2 separate regions of the Mus musculus genome follow, and region 1 is linked to region 2. A link is a contact called in ENCODE Hi-C or POLR2A ChIA-PET data. All regions are on one chromosome and are shown on one strand. Each heading gives the region's core, a stretch centred on a gene start or an enhancer-like site at or near the end of the contact. The rest is flanking DNA. Distances are from core to core; before and after follow the strand shown.

Region 1 (3,433 bases), core at 169-2,668, 58 kb after region 2:
TTAGCCTTTTAACAGTTGAACTACAAGCCGAGCCCTATGAATACTACCTTAAAAGAGAAAGACACTAATTTACAAAGACAGACATTACAGACTCTGTTGTCACAATAAGAATGTCAACGTATTCAGACACTGACCACTTAAGGAGGCCAGATCAACCGGAGCTTTGAAGATGCTGAAGGGCAAGCTCTGAATGCAAACAGGTCACTGGGCACCCACCACATCTACTCAAAACCAGGGCATCACCTGAACCTGAGTCAACTAGATGAAATACATGCACAACATCCCAATCCAGACACACACCCTCCTCAAGTCTTCAATGCTCTCATATGAGGTAGGTGACCCAAACCAAACCACTGCAACAACAGAAAACACGCTGCTAGCCTAGCAGAGAAGGCAATACGTACCCTGGCTGTGTAGTCCAAGGGTGCTCAAGCTGGACAGCTGAACATATGAGACTGCCCAGCCAGGGTGGAGGTCTTTAATACTCTCCTCTTCCCCTTTCAGTTTCTTTGTTTGTTTCTTTTTTTTTTTCTTTTTTTTTTAGAAGAGACTATTGTTTTTCTTATCTGCTTTGCCACACCCTTTCAGTTTCACTTACTGAGGGGTTTCCTAGAAATCACTCAGGTTCCCAAAAGCATTTGAGCCATTTGCCCAGCTTTCTTCAAGAGCAAGTCCAGCCACTGGCTAGCTACTTGGGCCGTGGGAGGAGGCGGCTGAGGCCAACCAAACTCTCAAGAGCCCGGAGCTACTTGTCATTGCATTGCATCAGCTGTCCCTTTCTTCAGGTTGACCGCCATATGACCTCCCCACCCTCTTCCTTTCCCGCCCCCACAGCATCATTGCAATTGTGTGTAGTGTAGCGACAAATAGGACGGGCATATCGCTTTGTACATCACTGCCTTCCCGAAGCAGCCTTGCTCTGAAGTTGTGCACTGCAGCGGAAAGATAGGCTTTTAATGTTGGACATAGAGCTTGGTGTGCTATCATAAAACCGTGGGCAAGTAGCGTTCCTTCTCTGCTTCTCTTTAGGATTCCTCATCTGTGAAACGGGCACCAGGGGCTTTACAAACACTTCGTACAGGGCAAAGAGATCCTACAGGGCAAAGCCCAGGCGGTGGGAAACGATGACAGGCTGGGTGGGCGGCGCCGCCGCAGCCTCCCGGTCCCTCGTGGTACAGGTGCCCAGAGAACAGACAGCCCGGTTCCGAGCTGGATCCTCGGGGCGCGGCGCCGGGGCGTCAACCGAAGGCCCCGGCGCCACCTCGGCATCCCTCCCTCGCTCCCGGCGCAGTGACCACCCCCTCCTCACTTACCGGCGGCCCCCACTTCGGCCCCACCAGTCAGCACCCCCAAGTTCAGCCACCGGTACCTCTTGGGCGTCCGTGGAAACACCAGCCGGCTGGAATAACTTCCGGTCTCGGCATGCCGCTATTGGCTGTCCAGGCAGAGGAGGGCAGAGACCATCTCCGATTGGCTGAAATTGCTGGCGTCGTGGTGGAACGCGACTGGGCGGCCCGAGTGCTGGCCGGACCGTTGTAGGGGTGGACCAAGAGCTTCCGTGTGTGTGTGTGTGTGGTGAGCGGCGGGCCCGGGAGGGAGGGGGCCGGGATGTGGCGGCCGCATGCTTCTCGCTTCTTAGCGCCGGGCTCAGCTCGCCGCTTGCCTTCCTGTTCTTCCCGTTCATTCCTAGAGTGCTGTGCTCTGAACTCTTTACCCATTAGTGTTGACAGCTTGGCTAACTTACTCATCCTTCAAAACCCGTGTCTGTTTTTTGTTTCCCATCCTGTATCCATGGCCTCTGGGGCAAGATCCGTGTGAATTTCTACCCACATCAGATCTATCATAGTGCCTAACACAGAGTAGGAAACTAGGACCCGTGTGTTGAACGGGAAAATTCTGTCTTTAACTTTCCCAGTTCCCTGCCCCATCACCTTGCTGTCTGCAAATTCATCCAGATTGAGGCTTCTTGGACAGTGAGCTAAGCACACAGGACACCCTGCCCCATGTATCCGTGCTCCCTTTAGCTTTTCAGTATTCGACTTCAGTCCTCAGTCCTCTTTTTCCCCCATTTAGCCTCTTCCTCTTGGTTTCACCTCCCCCCCCCCCCCTTTCTCATGGCATTTTTTGGACTTGGGTACAAGATGGCTACCATCATCTCCTAAACGGTGTGCATCTCTCTCAGCCGTCTCCCTTCATATATGTTTTCTTGACTCACCCTTGACTCCTCTTCATTGGTATTGGTTCTGTTTTAGTCACAGTATTGTGAACACCTTAGTTCCCTCAACCTCTTCAGAGCGTCACACTGGTGTAGTCTCTCTGAGACCTGTCTCAGCTCCAGAAAAAGATGCAGTCTTGGGCCCAGCTACCCTGTATCCTTTTCCTTTTGAGTTCACAAGTCCACGACATCGTCTGGCTCACGAGTCAGGGATGTTTTTGTCTTTCTATGGCTTGGGAGTGTGATGAATGAAGGACATCATTTACTGTTTTGCCTACTGTGGCAGATGTTGAGTGAGAGAATGAAATCTATGTGTGGTGCATCTGGTGTCCAGTCCCTTGCTGTCGTTCATTTTCTATCCCCTGTGGAGCTGATGAGCCACACTGTCCTCAGATCTGCTATAGGCCTCTTTTGTGAGTCTACCCTGCAGATAACCGTGTAGCTTAAAACCCAGGCTGTGACCGAGCTCTATATAGTATGGTGGTGGGAATCAGATGGGTTTCATTTGAGGAACCAGGAGATTGGCCTCAACTCCCTGCTGAATATGTAGAGATCAAATTATTTGCAGAGCATGGGTCTATCTCTGTGTGGTTAGTCTCTAGTGGGATCTTAGTTTGGTTGGAGAGTGGAAAGCTGGTTTTAGAAGTCCTTTTTCGAAGATGTTTCTAAATGTGGACATTGTTACCTGCCTGGATTCAGCTGCTGGTAGGAATGATAGCTACAGGCATTGGATGATGAGCAGACTTGTATGGCAGTGGGATTCTTAGGGCAAATAATGCCATTAGGGGACAGATGTGGAAGGCTTTGAGTGGAATTTTGGAGCCCAGTGTGTGATCTGACATGGTGATATATACTTGTAATGCCAGCACTCTGAAGGCTGAGGCAGGAAGACTGGACTAAGACCAGCCTGGCTTACATAGTGAGTACTTGTAATGGGCTAGGGAGGTTCATCTGTTAAAGACACTTGTTTTGAAATCATGAAGACCAAAGTTTGGATCCCAGCACCCATGTAACAAGCCATTTCACACTTGCTTGTAACTCAACCTGTAAGAGGTCACAGACAGACTATGTCTCGAATAGATAGAAAGTGAAACAGCACAGGACTCCATCTTCTGGCCTCCTTGTATTTAGGAGAACAGGTTTGCACATTCGCATAGGCATGCATACACTTACACAGCAAACACACAAGCATAAAAAAAGAAGCGGGCTAGCTGGTCC
Region 2 (3,286 bases), core at 541-3,040:
CTGGGCCATGCAGGCACACCCATGGTATGTTCTTCCTCTAGAAAGAGGCCGCACCATCATCCTGTCCTTCAGAGAGAAAGGACCAAAGCCAGAAGGAACCAAGCGGATACATTAGAAGGCCCAATCCCCACGTGTCTTGAAGCTTGTCTGACAGCATGCACTGAGCAGAGCTGGGAACCTGGAAGGCAAGCCTGGGGCACAAGCAGACTGTTGTCTGCCCCGCAGCTGCCCTACCAAATCAGAGAGGCTAAGTGTGTGTTTCCCACTCCACGCCCCATTTCTTTCCTTACTAGATGATGAATCTTACTCTGTTGGTGACCTCCACCTCTATTCAGCTGAAACCTCAGACGTGCATGAAGTCAGTGCTTGACTTCACGTAGTTGGGCACTCTCTACACACCCTGGGTGAGAATGCAGACCAGGCTGGAGACAGGGCACATGACCACCCTGAGACAGGCTGGTTGAAGACAGATGGGTATCCCAGGCAGGGAGGGCCTACTTGAGCAAGTGCCCATGGGCTTGTGGGACAGTGGGGGTGCTCAAAGTCTCTATGCAAGCCTGGCCTCAGGGTGAATATATGCTCCCCAGATCAACTGTATATCCCAGGCTACAAATGGAGGTAACTCTGGCCCTGGGGAAACTGCAGTACAAGGGGGTCTTGGCCACGGCAGGAGTCCTGGCCATTGAAGATGCCCTCACCTGCCCTGTTACAGCTGGGGCTAGCATGGGGCTCTTTCTGGGTCTCTAATTCTCCACCTGCTTGTGGAAATCTCTGTGGCCTTCCCACAGCTTACAGAAGAAAGACTTGGTGACAGTCTGGTGGTTCTCAAGCACCTAGAGGGTACGTCACTGCTCAGGGAAGGCATTCTGCCAGACAGCAATGTTCTCCATCCAGGAAGAAGCAAGCACGGATTAAGCACCTAAGGCCAACTCCAGCCTATCACTGTTCCAGGAGAGACCTTTCCGGGTAGGGCTATGAAGGATGAAGACAGCAGGACAGGTGGATGAGGAGCCAGGTCTGGGCCTCAGAGCTGAACATATAACCAGCCAGACCACTACCACCTCAGTCGATTCACCTGGAATCCCAGCGGCTAAACCAGGCTCTATTTAATACTTAGTAAATAAACTAATCCTCTAGGCAAAAGGAAAGGCACTAAACGTTCAACAGGTCCGCACGGTAGTGTCATGGGCAGACCTAGCCTGCTCTCAGCTTCGAGCGCTCTTCAGTCAGGTTGACATGACCATTTATTTGACCACCCGGTGGACCGCCTCCTCCTCTCCTGAGCCCTCCAGCAGCTTAAAGCAATGCATGGGAAGTGCTGGGCGCCTGGGGTCGGGCCAGCCTTCTAGGAGGTCGCGCGGTGTCACCAGCCTCGCTCAGACAGCTGCGGGAAGGGATCAGTAGGCTGCGCGCCCGCATCCTTCTGTTCTGTCCCTGCCTCCGGCCAAGCCGCGGTGCTGCCAGGATCCCCAGACCTTGCACTCAGTGCGCACGGAAGGGTCAAGAAGACACCTGTCGCCGCGTACCAGCCAGAACGCCCGCCTGGCATGCCGGTCATCTCCTTACCTCCGGCGCATCCAGCCAGGAAGTCGAGCGCCATGGCCCGGCCCGGCGAGCCGGCTGTGTCTTACTACTCCTCGGGCCCGGCCCGCGGTTGGCCGTCGCGACTCCTGCTATCTGGCCTCCGGGCGCGCAGCCGGGTCGGGGAGGCGACTGGATGGCGACTCCTAGAAAAGCACTCCCCTGGCGTCCAGCTTGCCGGGCCTCACCTCGCACCGCTCGCACCGCCCCGTCGGCCTCAGCCCCCGCGGGGGCAGAGCGCAACCAATCGGTAAGCGAGGCACGGACACACCCCGTGCTCCGGGTGCCGCCGCCAAGTCTCATTGGCTGGGCGCGCCTGGAAGGTGTGGCCTCGGGCGCGGCGGGCGGGGGTGCCTCCCGGCTCAGTAGACAAAGACTGTGCTTCTCGGGCCCGCCCGCACGGCGCAAGGAAGGGGCAGTGCGGTGGGCACACTGCACACTGGAGCCCAGAACCTCCCAACCGCACGGTCCGAAGGGCGGCGCTCGATCTGCTTCAATCCTCGGACCCCTCACGGTATTTGGATGCGACTCTCCTGCTCAACCTCATCGTCCTTGCCTGTGTCAAGAGGACACAGTGGCGAGTGCACACGTGGAACGCCGCGACTCTCCCAAGGCCTACTTTGGTCTTGGACTCAGCTTGCTGGGAAAGTTCGAGAACGACCGCCCACTTGGAGGGGCCTCTGAGGCCCCGGATCTTCTTAAGCGAACGCGCAGGAGTACTGAGGACCCAGTGCACCCAGGCAGAGACAGGGACTTGAGTTTGAAGGACGTAGAAACGTTTTCAAACAGAAGGGGCCTGTGGATGGGGCCTGAGGATGGAAGGGTGCCGCCAAGCCCGACGTGTTCCTGGGAGCCGCCAGCAGGCCAGATCAGGGGCGCGGGCATCTGACTGCAGCTCTGGGCCTTGGGACAGGGTGAGCTAGGTGCAGGACAAGGAGCAAGCAGATATTCCAGGCTTGGAGAGCATTAAAGTTGAGGTGGGCTAAGAACCCGACGCGCCGCCCCCCACCCCCCCAGTTGCTGGTAATATCTACAACAGCAAGGAGTCTGGAAGCAAGTCCAAGTGATGGATACAGCCATCACTTACCGGGCCTCTGCTGGTCGTGACTTTCTTTTAAGCTGAGAGTGGAGTAACAGACTCCTGTGGTTACTCGAACTCTGCTCTTGCCTCTCCCCTCCCTAAACTGGGCGCGGAGTTGTGGGATGGCAGATCTGATGGAGGGGCAGCTCTGAGACCAGGGACCCCAGTGTTGTTTGAGAGGTGGTGTTTATCCTTGGAATTGAATGGACCCTTCGTGAAGCCGACACCCAAGTCCAGGCCTGCTGACCCCTAGTCCAGTGCTTGTGGTGGCTACTGGGCCCTGAACTAGGGGTCTGGAGACCTGGGTTTGATCTCCACAGGCTTTGAGTCATCTGGATGCCTTCTAAAGGCAGGTGGTAAGAGGAAGAAGGAAGTACACACTGGAACTGGGGTGATTGTAGGATCCCTCCTGAGGCCTTTGCCATTAACCCCAGCAATCCTCCTGCAGGGACACAGCCATAAGAATACCCTGGGGTCCGGTGGTAAAGCTCGGGTCTTCACGCCTCCACCCTGGTTTCTGGTTCTAAGAAACGGGAGGGCATCCGATGAGACAAGACGGCTCTTTCTGCCTGTGGCTTCGAGACAGGCTCTTGATATGTAGCCCAGGTTGGTCTTGAACTTGAC

Evidence for each region. A loop is a pair of places that touch in the nucleus more often than their neighbours do. ChIA-PET counts read pairs that join two places held with the same protein, here RNA polymerase II (POLR2A).
Region 1: a map of heart shows a loop between it and region 2 (3-fold over the local background). The contact joins the promoter of Wars here to the promoter of Slc25a29 in region 2. A Hi-C loop is called at or near these places in 6 of 37 maps with a recorded cell type or tissue (T-helper 2 cell, gastrocnemius and heart). POLR2A ChIA-PET finds 5 or more read pairs at or near these places in 3 of 5 experiments (Patski and embryonic stem cell).

The regions. Positions count from the first base shown.
Region 1 is chr12:108,892,756-108,896,188 of GRCm38, forward strand. It overlaps Wars (tryptophanyl-tRNA synthetase), which reads right to left and starts at 1,419. Exons shown (of 10, transcript NM_001164314.1): 1 at 1,314-1,419. It overlaps Wdr25 (WD repeat domain 25), which reads left to right and starts at 1,517. Exons shown (of 7, transcript NM_177602.3): 1 at 1,517-1,558.
Region 2 is chr12:108,834,086-108,837,371 of GRCm38, forward strand. It overlaps Slc25a29 (solute carrier family 25 (mitochondrial carrier, palmitoylcarnitine transporter), member 29), which reads right to left and starts at 1,791. Exons shown (of 4, transcript NM_181328.3): 1 at 1,567-1,791. The coding sequence starts at 1,600. It overlaps Mir345 (microRNA 345), which reads left to right and starts at 2,888; the gene lies at 2,888-2,983.